Linked DNA regions of Mus musculus: regions 2 and 3 are each linked to region 1. Evidence: chromatin loops called from intact Hi-C (ENCODE). Cell type or tissue: left cerebral cortex. All regions are shown on one strand. Each heading gives the region's core, and the rest is flanking DNA. Links, peaks and the distances in the headings are about the cores only.

The links. Peaks named below come from ENCODE experiments on the same cell type or tissue, not always from the same donor. Only the 100,000 strongest peaks of a DNase experiment are listed, where the experiment ranks them.
Region 2: a loop joins it to region 1, with 4 times the contacts of the local background. A loop is called at or near these places in 6 of 42 quality-filtered maps.
Region 3: it touches region 1 in a loop (7-fold over the local background); 3 of 42 quality-filtered maps call a loop at or near these places.

The regions. Positions count from the first base shown.
Region 1 is chr19:25,671,939-25,675,978 of GRCm38, reverse strand. It overlaps Dmrt2 (doublesex and mab-3 related transcription factor 2), which reads right to left and starts at 3,568. Exons shown (of 4, transcript NM_145831.3): 1 at 3,221-3,568; 2 at 2,003-2,563; 3 at 326-428. The coding sequence starts at 2,527. It overlaps 2610016A17Rik (RIKEN cDNA 2610016A17 gene), which reads left to right and starts at 3,740. Exons shown (of 2, transcript NR_045347.1): 1 at 3,740-3,901. In left cerebral cortex, for the core only: a CTCF peak has its summit at 2,055; DNase peaks (open chromatin) are centred at 2,089, 2,475 and 3,194; H3K4me3 peaks cover 1,015 bases.
Region 2 is chr19:26,191,946-26,195,985 of GRCm38, reverse strand. No RefSeq gene overlaps it. Among named protein-coding and RNA genes, the nearest start is that of 1700048O14Rik, 150 kb to the right of the region's middle. In left cerebral cortex, for the core only: a CTCF peak has its summit at 2,108 (motif pointing right); a DNase peak (open chromatin) is centred at 2,152.
Region 3 is chr19:24,897,499-24,901,538 of GRCm38, reverse strand. It overlaps Foxd4 (forkhead box D4), which reads left to right and starts at 523. Exons shown (of 1, transcript NM_008022.3): 1 at 523-2,596. The coding sequence starts at 705. The coding sequence ends at 2,039. In left cerebral cortex, for the core only: no CTCF peak of the experiment used is centred there; DNase peaks (open chromatin) are centred at 1,138, 1,841, 2,298 and 2,837; H3K4me3 peaks cover 439 bases.

The DNA.
Region 1 (4,040 bases), core at 949-3,448:
GCTATAACCTTACTTAGTTTACTCTGCCCATTAAACTCCTTCAATAACTAAGAGAGTTGCGGGGGCGGGGGAGGGGGGGGTGTTCCAGGATCACTTGACAGTGAATTTTTCTATGTCGCTCACACTTGGGTAAATTTCACCAGGTGTAACAGCGGAGGATAATACTGTCTTAGTGGCCAAAATCTCTGTGAGTTTTTTGCCCCAAGGAAAACTTCTAATGAAAATTTGCTCCTTCCTGGGCTAATATATAGATCATGCATGGAAATATTAAGTATCTCTCAACTCGGTTTTTAAAAGCCAAAGGACAACTTGAAGTTATATTTACCTTCTAAAATGCTTTTGGCCAGCAAACTCGGCGCCCTGACTTGCCTCTGGTACACTGCTTTCCGATCGAAATTGTTCTGTTTCCCAGAAAGCCCCTTCTTGTCCTGTAAATTCAAGAAACAACTGTGAGGAGCAGCATCCAGAAAGCCTCTGAAACCACCCCAACCTTTAACGCATTTGTTTTGCCAACTCTTATGAGAAAAAAATCATTCCAAAATAATTAACGGGAGTGCCTCTTAATCTCACGAAGCTGAGAACACGTGTAGAGAGGGAGGTGAGACCCACAGTCAAGGAGACTTTAAGAACAGAGCCTAGAAAGATTGGGTGGGGGGATGGTTGCCTCCTCAGTGTGAAAGTGCCCAGGCTGTCACCCTACCTTGACACTGAGGCAGAACTTGATGCCCATTAGGCAGAATATTAACTGCCTCTGAGGACCAAAAAAAAAAAAAAAAAAAAAAAAAAATACAGGGTGGTTTCTCCCCTAGGTGGAGTAGACACTATGGGGTGCCAGAGTTTGAGGGGGGTCTTCTGTATTTATCTAGTTCTCTGGAGGAGGTGGTATACGTGAAGGCAGAAAAAAAAACTCTTAAGGGACACCAGCCTGGGAGTCCTCTGGTCACTGCCAGGTTACTCCCAACTAGCCCATCTAGGAAAGAGGTTGAACCCAGAGCCAGGGCCATCTGAGGTTCCCCAAGCCCGTCTGGTGAGTTTGAGCAGGTTCCCTTTGGAGTCACCCACTATATTCGGTGACCTAACTACCTCCCAGCACCTATCTGCAGGGGAAGTCAAATCGAAAGTTTTCCCGGGGAACCCGGGTAGAAGATCAATTGCAGAGCACTTGCCTAAAGGCCACCTCGGCCAGGGAAAACAATCAAACAATCACAGGAATAACGATAACAAAGAATTCAACATTTTGCCTAACCTCAGGTCTGAGAGGAGATTCTGTGAAACCTGCATCACTTCCCCCAAAGCAACAAGAGGAAGTATAAACTCCAGGGTTCAAAAGTCTCTCTAGGAGAAATCCTGACTTCTCACAACAGAACCGCACCGCACCGCACCGCACCGCACCGCACCGCACCGCACCGCACCGCACCGCACCGCACCGCACCGCACCGCACCGCACCGCACCGCACCGCACCGTGGGGACTGCTAAGACCTCTAAGCATTCTCTGGCAGGTCACATAGTCAATAGCCTTGGACTGAGGGGCCCTTAACTCCGCTGTCATATTGGTCTCATCCGGAAAATGGGCATCAAGTTCTGCCTAAGTATCAAGGTGGGGCGACACACAGTGACAGCACCGCGTGCTGCTTCATCCTGACTGGACATCAACCGCTCTGTCAACCACCTTCCTCCCTCCCCAACCACCTGCAAAACTAAACCCGAAAATATTTATTTTTATTGACTTTTCCGCGATGTCCCAAATGGACCTAATTCCTTTGCCTCTCAATGCTTTTTGAATAGGAGACTTTTTCAGCACTTTCTGCATCGAAGGCCACGGCTTTCCCTCCGGAACCCCGCAGGCTAGCGAGACAGTGTCTGAACCTCTCCTGCCAGGCGATCTGAGATCGAGGGTCACTGGGTTGTGTGAGTGGAAGCCCAGCTCCTTGCTGTAAGGGACTCCCTCATCCTGCCTGGGCGCGCACCCTGGAGACCTATCCCCAGCCTGTCGGCACCCACCTCTGTGGCCTGCTGCCTCCGGAGCGCCACCTGGGCGGCCATGACACGCTGGCGCTCCACCACCAGCAGGCAGTTGGCGCACTGGCAGTCCCGCCAGCGACAGAATCGCTTGTGGCCCTTGAGACAGGATACCACGCCGTGGTTGCGGCAGCGTGCGCACTTGGGTGTGCGGCTCAGTTTGCGCGGCTCTGCGCCGCCACCGGCGGTGGCACCGCGCTCAGGGGCGGCGGCGGCGGCTGGCAGCGCCTGAGCAGCAGGCGGTGGCCTGGGTGCCAGTCCCCCGGGCTGCTCTGGCCGGCCTGGCACCTCCGAGGACACGCCGGGCTCCTCGCCGTCACCCTCGTCCTCCACATCTTCATCCTCCTCTTCTTCGTCCTCGTCCTCCTCCCCATCGGCCGCCGCCGGACTGGGTTCCTGCGGCGGCGTGGCCCGCAGTGGAGTCCCACAGCTATCTTCCTCCAGGTCTAGGCTTTCCACGTCGATCTCCCAGTCCCCGACTCCCGGGACTGCCTGCCCTTCCGTCATGACACTAGACTGTCGTTCGGCTCGGTTGCCCGCGCGCTAGGGAGACAGAAAAAGGCCTAAAGACCCGTCGCAATTAGGGACCCTCTCTGAGACTCGGCCCAGAATTTCTGCAAGGCCAGCTTTCCCCCTTGAATTACTCAGTTTTCTTCTACAGGCCACACCCGAGATCCACAGTTCAACGAAGCTTGTATTTTACTAATTCTAAGTGGTCTGTGCACCTGACCTTTAACCTGAGTCCTGTCTGCCTTTCCAGACAAGTCACCCACTGACCTTACTAACTGGCCAGTTTAAGCCACTTGTCAGGCTTTTCCACAGCCAGTTAACATGGCCATGATAAATATAAAAATGTCGAAGGTACAACTATCTTTCCTTTTATTACAAGGGACCTTGAAACCTCGTTTTCCAAATGTCTCTCATTGACCTACACCACCACAAAGACTCTAGAGAGGTCTTCTCGTCCCTCCGGTTCCCCTAAACCGATGCTCTATATAGGACACACACAGGGAGTGGGGGACACAGCCATGAAGCTGAAGAAGCTGGTCTGGTATCAGTAGTGCTTGAGCCGCACAAGGTTGAGGGAACTTGATTTTCATCTTTAAGGCAAGACAACCAGAAACAGAAAGAAGCCGTAGTGAAGAGTCACGCCCCGTGCCCTCCCTGGCTCCCGAGCAGCGGCGACAACACAGCACTCACCAAGAACCAGGCTCAGGCTAGCAACCCAGTTAAAAGAGAGCCAGCTTCAGGATCTGTCCCCCGGAGCTGCAGGCAGTGGGAGCAAACAGAATTGGGTCTGAGAGCAGGAGGCGGGAGCCCACTGGATGGCGACCGGGGGACAGAGGCCGGAGGCGAGTCAAGGCCTCAGCAACCTCACCCCGTACATTCCAAATTCTGCAAAGTTCTGTTCGGTCCTCTGCACCCTGGATCGCCTCACTTCACTTCCCACTTCTGGTCCAAAGAGGACGGAAAAGGTCCGGCCCGGACCCAGGACTCCGCCTCAGGCGCACCCTGCTTGCTTTCGGCGCAGAGACACTCACTGCAGTCGGGGACCTGAGCTCCCCTTCCTAGTATTATCCACCACCCACCCCCACCCCGAGCTCTGCGTCCTCTGATTGGTTGGTTTTCAGGCGGTGTGCACGCCGATTGGCCGGAGCACTAGGGCTGAGCGCCCTCCTCCTCAGCCCAGTGGAAGCTTCCCTTTAGCGCTACTGCGCCGCCGGAGTCCACCCGCCAGCCTTCGCTGCAGCCGGGTCCCTGATCCAGAAGCTAAACCTAAAAATGTGGGCAGTGGTTGCGGCGGAGCAGTCGCCTTTTATCTCGCCGACTAGAGAACAAGCTGATTCTCGTACTCTTATACATCGCGTTGTTCTCGAGAAGGTAACTAAGGGGTAGAGATCAGAAAGGTTAGCGTTGATTTCTATCGATGATATCATAATCTCCGGTGTTTAACCATCGACCGGCAGTTGGGCCGAGAGAAGAGGCCACTCTAAAGTGGGCACTCTGGCATCCTTCTCTC
Region 2 (4,040 bases), core at 965-3,464, 520 kb before region 1:
CATTTGTTAGAGCTTAAATGTATCATTTTGTTAGCTATTTTTTTCATGTACCTCCCTTTCTCTTTTCTTGTCTTTGTATGGGATATTGAAGAATTTTCAGAATTTTTATTCTTAATAGTATTTTGGAGTATACCTCTATATGTATTTTTATTATGGCTATCTTAGAGTTTATATCTCTAAAGGGTTACAGGTATCTAAAATGATTTTGAAAGCAGGAAATGGAGGGAGATCAATAAGGTTATTGGGGTTATTACAAGTTAGAGATGAATCCTTTTTCCTAAGACAAATATCTAAGGACTAGCCTAAATGCTCTGTTCACATTCACCACTCCCTCTCCTTCCCAAATCACAAAACTCACCCTGGCCTCATTCTAGCCACTACCCTAAGCACCCATTGTAGAATCTGTTCACATATCTCTGTTCTCTTCTCATATTATCTTAGTTCAGACTGCTCTTACTTCTTCCAGTTATTAGTTCAACTTCCTAACTGATTTCTGTTCTGTTAAGCTGCCTTTGCTCCAGTCTCCTCTTAATAACTATGACAATACTGTTAAACTCAACCTTTATCATGGTACATTTCAGATGACTAACTTCCCAGCTTTGTGCTGGGGGACTGATAGCTTTCCTGAAACACAAGACTTGCAATGTTAGAACTGGTTGTTTCAGGATACTATGTCAGCTGGTGACTCTGGTCTCATCAACCCTTCCATGTCTTTGTTCTCAGGAGATGGACTTGTGTAGATTGGAGGGCTTGGTTACTGTTTCTCCCTCAGTTACAAGCACATCTCCTTCCTTGTCTCAGCTTTGCTTGGATACATCTTATTTCCACACCCAGACCCTCTATAGTGAACATGCCCCTATGTTCCTCTATCTCACATATTTCGCATTCTGGAATCCTTATGATCATTTATCAAGTCTCTTTCATCTACAACCTTCAAGATTTCTAAGACTTGTATACCAGCTTGCTGTCTTTGCCCACCTAATCCCAATTCATTACAGAACTAACTGCAGGAATTGCCCCTTCAGGCCGCTGTAATGTCCTTAAGAGCAAGATCTGTGATGTAATTTGTCAACTTTCCAGACAGTCTGGGTTCTGAGAGGCCCTCAAACCAACCAGCCAATTAAACAAATTAACAAAATCAACAATAACAAAAAAAATCACTGCCCCCCCAAAAACAACCAAACCACCTAATTCCAGGATAATAGGTTTTATGAGACATATTTGAGATCTTAATGGACAGATTGCTTCCTAAAACATTTGATTTCCAAGTTACCAATATGTTTTAGAACCACAGGCAAAATTAAAACTTAAATATTGATACTTTAAAACTACATTTTACAATGTTTGCTTTTACTGGTTCTGTTGAAATTCAGTTTATCAGGAACAAAAGAAATGTCAGTCATTTATTCACTAGAGCACCGTGTTCTTTCCAGGATTTTTGAAGTGTTCTTTCTGGTCACTTATGAAAACTGCTAGGAAAATGTTTCCAGTAGGGCCTTACTTTTCTTTTGGCACCACGAATGCCGCTCTTTAACATCTGAGATGAGCCCTGCCTTCAATTTCTCTGAGGCTCCAGAGGTTAACAAACCAAAGTTTCCAGAAAATGCAACTCGACCCACAGTGCTCACACATCTCCAACAAGTGGCACCAAAGCAGCATCTGCAGAAATCTTCACATCCAGGTTTTACGTTTTTGGACAAGGGTGGGTGAGGGATTCCACACAGGATTCAGGACTCAAAATGCTGACATGCAGGATGAGGCTAGAGGGGGAATCGCTATAAAAAGTTATATCCACACAGGAAAAGAAAAAACAAATAGCATGATATTGCTCCCCCAGGAGACAAGCCATCAGGCCAGGCTGCCTCTATCTTACTATCAAAAGCAGGAAAGTCCTAAGATTCTTTGGGATTCTCTTAAAGCAACATAGAGGAATTTTCCCATCCAGGAATAATTAGCTGCCTTGATTTTAATCTGGCTCCTATTTTCATTAGCTGATATCTCGGGGTTAATAATTAAAGTTGAAAGGGCTCAGAAGAAGAAATGTCAGTGGTGATGTACAGTGAGCATCTTGAATTTTCCAAGGAATGATTTTCACAAGAACCACAAGATGGCATTGTCTGCTGTGGGACTGAGTTCTGACACAGCAAGAACTGAGAGTGGAGACTGGAGGCCAAACTGTTTCCTATCCCTCATTTTATGTCAAAGGCCAGCCTTCCACATCTGTCCTGTTCATTGTGCTCTGTGGTCTTTGTGTGCTAAGGTAGGAAAGAAACAAAATGACTAGGCCTGGGAGATAGGCAGCCTGGAGAAGGTGCTAGCAGGCTGTAAAAAATAATCACCACAGCAGTGGTTGGTGGGAAGGTGGCTGTTTTGACTGGCTGGTACCCTGGATAGAAAGATGGTATGTACTTGTGCGATGCAAATGGGATTTAGAGCTGATGAGGTTATAGTTCAAACAATTCTGATATTTTGTTCAAACTAATCAACTAATTCTTTCCCTTTTGATATCACATATCCACATACACCGACAATTTTAGCGCTTTGTATGTATGTATGTATAAGATGGAAAGGTGCCTTTCACATCAAGACTATGAGCAGGGTACCATAACATAAGACAAATGGAACAAATCTATGGACTCTGCCCTGTGCTGTGCTATTCTCAGACACGAGCCAGTGGAATGAAATAAGGGTGTGAGTTCTCTCTTCTGCTACAGCATGCTTCTCTCTGTATCAGGACAATTGGCTGCACGTGCCTAAAGCCTTGACAAGCAGTGCCATGAGCACACCATATTTCTATTCTCTAATGTTCTGGTTAAGTTATAAGAATACAGGACATAGTTGAATAATCGCCTTTTTACCCCAGTGAGCCAGACATGGGTTTGCATTGATAATGCAATAGAAAGTTTTGGTTATGAATGATTAGTTTTTCAGTTTACTCCACATTTTATGTATGTTCAGTGTCATGTATAACAAACCATACCTTCCTTTGAGGATCTATAGATGAGGAGAAGATGGCAGTCTGAGATGCCTGATGAATAGATATGATGCTCGTCCTAAACATACTTAGAGACAATGACTTATTAAATGTTATGAAAGAGATAGGAAGTGGAAGTCAAGAGAGCATTCAGTCCATCTCCTAGGCTCAGTGTAGGCTGGGTATTTTCCTGGATATGGGATGCATTAGGCTTATCCTGAAGGATAAACTGAAGGGGGGCACCAGAGCCTATCTTCATCTCCCCTTCCTTCAGAGGTGCTTTACCCCATTCCCCTGATAGACTCCCAACTAAAGATTCCACTATCTAGGCTTTGTCAACTTTAGCATCAACTGGGCTTAGTCAATGTGGAAGGAGGTAATCTTACCAGCAACAGCAGACAAGAGCAGTAATTATGACATACATTGTAGTTCTGCCTCATGCTAGCCCTACCTATGACTATTGCTTCTGTTGTAGTCACTGACCTTACCTATAGCTGTCAAGTAGACTCTGGGAAGCCCATTGGCACTCACTTCCCGTTGTTGTCATTGCATGCCACAATAGCTCTTGTTAGCTACTTAACTCTACCTGTGCTACAGAAAATGAGATAGATATACCAAATGGAAAAGTATTAAACAACAAAGAAAAACTAAATCATGTTCTTTGCAAGAAAAATGGATGGGACTGAGGAACATCATAGCAAGTGAAATAAGTCAGCCACAAAAAGCCAAATATTGGTTTCCTCTAATTTGCGGATCCCGGGATTCTGTATAGATACATAAAGGTGTGTGTGTGTGTGTGTGTGTGTGTGTGTGTGTGTGTGTGTGTGTGTAAGCAGAAAGGAGACTAGCATAGGTGAGGTGAGGAGAAATTAATGAAAGAGGCAGAGCAGATATGGGGCATGGGGGTGGAAGGAGCATCCCAAACTGTGATATATTTGGGAAACTTTCCTATATGAAACTTTACACCGTGTACAATGAACAAATACCAATTTCAAACGAATGCAAACAAGAATAAAGTGCAATTAATCTGGTAGAAAGGAGAACACAAAATGTTCCAGCTATAGAG
Region 3 (4,040 bases), core at 965-3,464, 770 kb after region 1:
GCTGGCTAAATAGTAAAAGAAGCTGGAGGAAAAGAGACTAAGAAAATACTTTTTTTTTTTTTCCTTTTAAAGTCCACACTGAACTTCCACAGTTTATGCTAGGATGCTTTAGTTTTTAGGGAAATCGAGTCACGGGATTATTTGGTGAAGTTTACGAGGAGGGAAGGAGCCATTTCTCTGGAATGGGGGCATATAGCTTTAAGTCAGTGTGCCATTCTGTTTGAGATACATCTCATTACTCGCCAAAGTCAGTACTGGGAAGGTCTAAATGTCGACGTGGTCCCACATCGTCGTTGTGTATCATGTTTTCCCTCTTGATTTTTATTTGTGCAGCTTTAGAGAAACATCAACAGAGCCCGCACAATGTCAGAGCACTTTGGCTGATTAAACCATCCTCCGTAGTGGATGGTTGTGAAGAGGAGGGACCAAGGACCCCCCATCATTGGACCGCGTCAGGAGGACGTGGCTCCAGCCCGAGGAACGGCAAAGAAGGATATATAGCTGCGCACTTCTCAGAGAAACTTAAAACACCAAGTGCTCCTTGCCAAAGGGTGTTAGAAAGAAAAAGCAGAAAAGAACAAGGAAGCCTAACCTAGGAGCGCTCCAGTTTCCCAGCAGACTCATCCTTGCTAACTCACCCATCCCAAACCAGGTGAGCTGCCCCCACGTCCGTCCCCTCCTCTCCCTCTTCCCTCCTATCCTCCATGAACTCAGCAAGAGCTGGGCACCTTCGTTCCACTCCACCGCCCAGTCCTCTAAGTTCCGACCAGGATGAGGTGGAGATCGACGTGCTGGCAGAGGAGGAAGATGGAGATCAGACGGAAGAAGAGGATGACGAGGAGGAGAGCCATAAGTGCCTGGAGCGATCCCTGCAGAGGCCCGGAGCCCGCACTCTTGCAGGGAGGAGCGCGGGGGACTGCGGCGATCTGAGTAACTCCTCCGGGTTCCTCCGCAAGTTCCGAGCACCACGGACCCCGGCGACCACCACAGCCGACGGCCCGCAGCCCGCCAAACCCCCGTACTCCTACATCGCGCTCATCACCATGGCCATCCTGCAGAGCCCGCACAAGCGCCTGACGCTCAGCGGTATCTGCGCCTTCATCAGCGGCCGCTTCCCCTATTACCGCCGTAAGTTCCCCGCCTGGCAGAACAGCATCCGCCACAACCTGTCGCTCAACGACTGCTTCGTCAAGATCCCTCGCGAGCCGGGCCACCCGGGCAAGGGCAACTATTGGAGCCTGGACCCCGCCTCCCAGGACATGTTCGACAACGGCAGCTTCCTCCGGCGCAGGAAGCGCTTCAAGCGCCACCACCCGCCCTCGGGAGGCCACCCGCACTGCCCTTTCCCTCCACCCGCTGTGCCCGCCACCCTGCACGTCTCCCAGCCCAGCCTCCTGCTCCGCTACTCTGCCCCACCACAGCCTAACCTCGCAGCTCATCCCGCTGCCCCGCCTCGGAGTCACCCGTGCGCCCCGCTGCATCCGCATCCCATGCGCTACCTGCTGCTCGCGGCCCCGGCCTATGGCGACAACCCTAGAAAAGCGGAAGGCGCGGACCCCGCCACCCCCTTAGCCATTCCCGCGCTGCAGCCCGTACTGGGTTCCCAGCCTTGGGAGAGAGACCAGAGCTCTGGAACTCGGTCCGGACGCGGGTGCGCTTCGTTCACCATCGAGAGCATCATGCAGGGGGTTACAGGAGGAGGAACTGGGTCTGCGCAGAGTCCGTCCTTTGCTCCGTGGAGCTACTGCCACCTGCTGCAACATCCACCGTGCCTGCTGCACCCCCAGGCCGCTTCCCCTTTGTTTCACATGTCCGCAGGTTCCCGGACAATATTGCCTCAGCAGCCGCAACCGCCGCTGCCGCTGCAGCAAGAACAGCATCACTGTGCCATTAGCTGCGCTCCCGGTAAAGGCGTGCGGTTAGGCCAGCACCTGTCCGCCGTTGCGGCGCTGCTGAGGCAACAGCCTGCAGCTGACGACGGTAGGCTGACAACCCTGGCCGCTCTTTCGGGCCGAGAGGGGACCTTGCCCGAATTTTAAGCAGCACCCAGGCCCAGCCTCCAGGCTGGGTCGCCTTGGCACACCTGGAGCCAAGTGGCAAAATGGAACCACTTTCTAGGTTTGCACCACCCGCCTGCTAGGCTTGTGCGTAGAAAGCCAGCAGCGGAGTGCGCACTAAGTCCTTCCAAATTGTTACAAATGTGTTCTGCTCGCTTGACAACACAAAAGTGGGAAAATCCTGGATCTACAAGTCTTGCTTGGTCTTGTCCGCTTCGGTTGTGGCTTCCACGGTTTTCCCGACTTACATACTTCCCGAGGACCTATGACTATGAAAGTGAGTGAGGTGTTTTGCTGTTAATAAAAACAAAACAGTCTGCAATACAAAACATCACCATCCACATTGCTTAGGAACTGCCAGTGTTCCCAGTGGCGACTGCGACTGCGAATGCGTACATGCTCCGAAACCCGTAGGTAATACAAATAGGGTAATTTCATAACATTTATCTCTTGTATATACGACGTGTCCTACTCCAACGGGGAGTGTTAAAACTAAGCCTAGTTATAGAGATTGAATAAAATACGAAACTACAATGCTACATCGCTTGTTTCCTATGTCTCGTTATTTGCTTTCATAAATGAAATTTTAAAAAAATTTCTATTCTTATCTCACAATTCGTTTTTATGATTTATATCCATTAGAGAAATCGGGGACGACACGTTTTAAATATGGGCTTTAAAAGTTCCAACTATTTGAGGGCCAAAGTTTATCTTATAAACTAGTTTTAATTCTAACGAATTAAATTTAGGTTTTTCAAAGGAGAGTTTCGCTGTGCAGCCTTTGGTGGCCTGGAACTAGCGATCTTCCTATTTCAGTTTCCAGAATTCTTAGCGTGCCCAATAACGCTGAGCTTGTGCGCTATTTTTCTCAAGTTGTTTTTCTGAGGTAAACTGGAGGATGACTGGAGATCAATTTGAACTAGTGTATCTATTCTTGGAAAATAAACGACTGTTGCGTTTACTTAAAAAAATGCTAGTATTTTCAAGGCCTTTTCTTTATAAATAATTTCTGAGAGATCCTTGTAAGAGTGATTCAGCTCCAGGATACAAGGAAAACAAGGGAACGCCCATCACCTACGACTCCCAGAAGGCGGGATTTTAGATGTTGGGTCATTATAATCCACGGCTTTGAGGAAAGCCGAGCGCCGAGTAGAAGAAACCCACTGTGTTCCCCACCCTTAGCAAAGAAGTCTACATTTCCTTGTTTACACCCCATAGCCCAGAACTCCTACTGCTCGCCTTGCCTGCTACCTCAACCCCTTCCAATCTGAGAGCTTTGTGGGAACTTCTGGAAAGTTCCTAAACTCAGACATTAGTAGCTTTGAGCTTTCGGACAGGCAGCTTTCCTCCGTTTGGCCCCTGGGCTCTTGGTCCCCAAAGTACCACTCCTTTGGTGGCCAGCAGCAATCTGAGAGTTTAGAGGCAAATCAGAGAGAGAGGGAGAGAGGGAGAGAGAGGGGGAGAGAGAGAGAGAGGGAGAGAGAGGGAGAGAGAGAGAGAGAGATCCCCTTTCCCGTGTATCCGCATCTCCCCTTTGCGCTTTGTGCAAAGATGTTTCCAGCCTGGCCACCTCCAGGTATTCAGTTAACTTTGCATCCGATCCCCCACCCCCTCGCGCGCTGCCTCCCCCCTGAAGCCGATCCCTGGGCAGGACCGAGGTGGGCTCCAGCGCTCGGAACTCCCTTTCCTCCCACGCCCAAACCTGTCCCAGCAGGAGGACGACCCCGTCAGAGCCTGGCCAAGGTCCGTTCCTCAGTTGAAATGCTTTAGTATCAAAACCATAGCAAGACCAGACTTTCCAAGATCTCATGGCGAGGTGAGATGAAAGTCGTCCCAAGTGTCCATTAGGCTAGGGAGCCCCGAAGACTAGGACAGCTTGGACCCCCTCCCGGTGTGACCTGCACCAAGCCCGGGAACCGTGCTGTGGTCGCGGCTCCTGAGAACCCGCAGGAACTCGCGCACCAGCAACCGCCGCCACCGGGC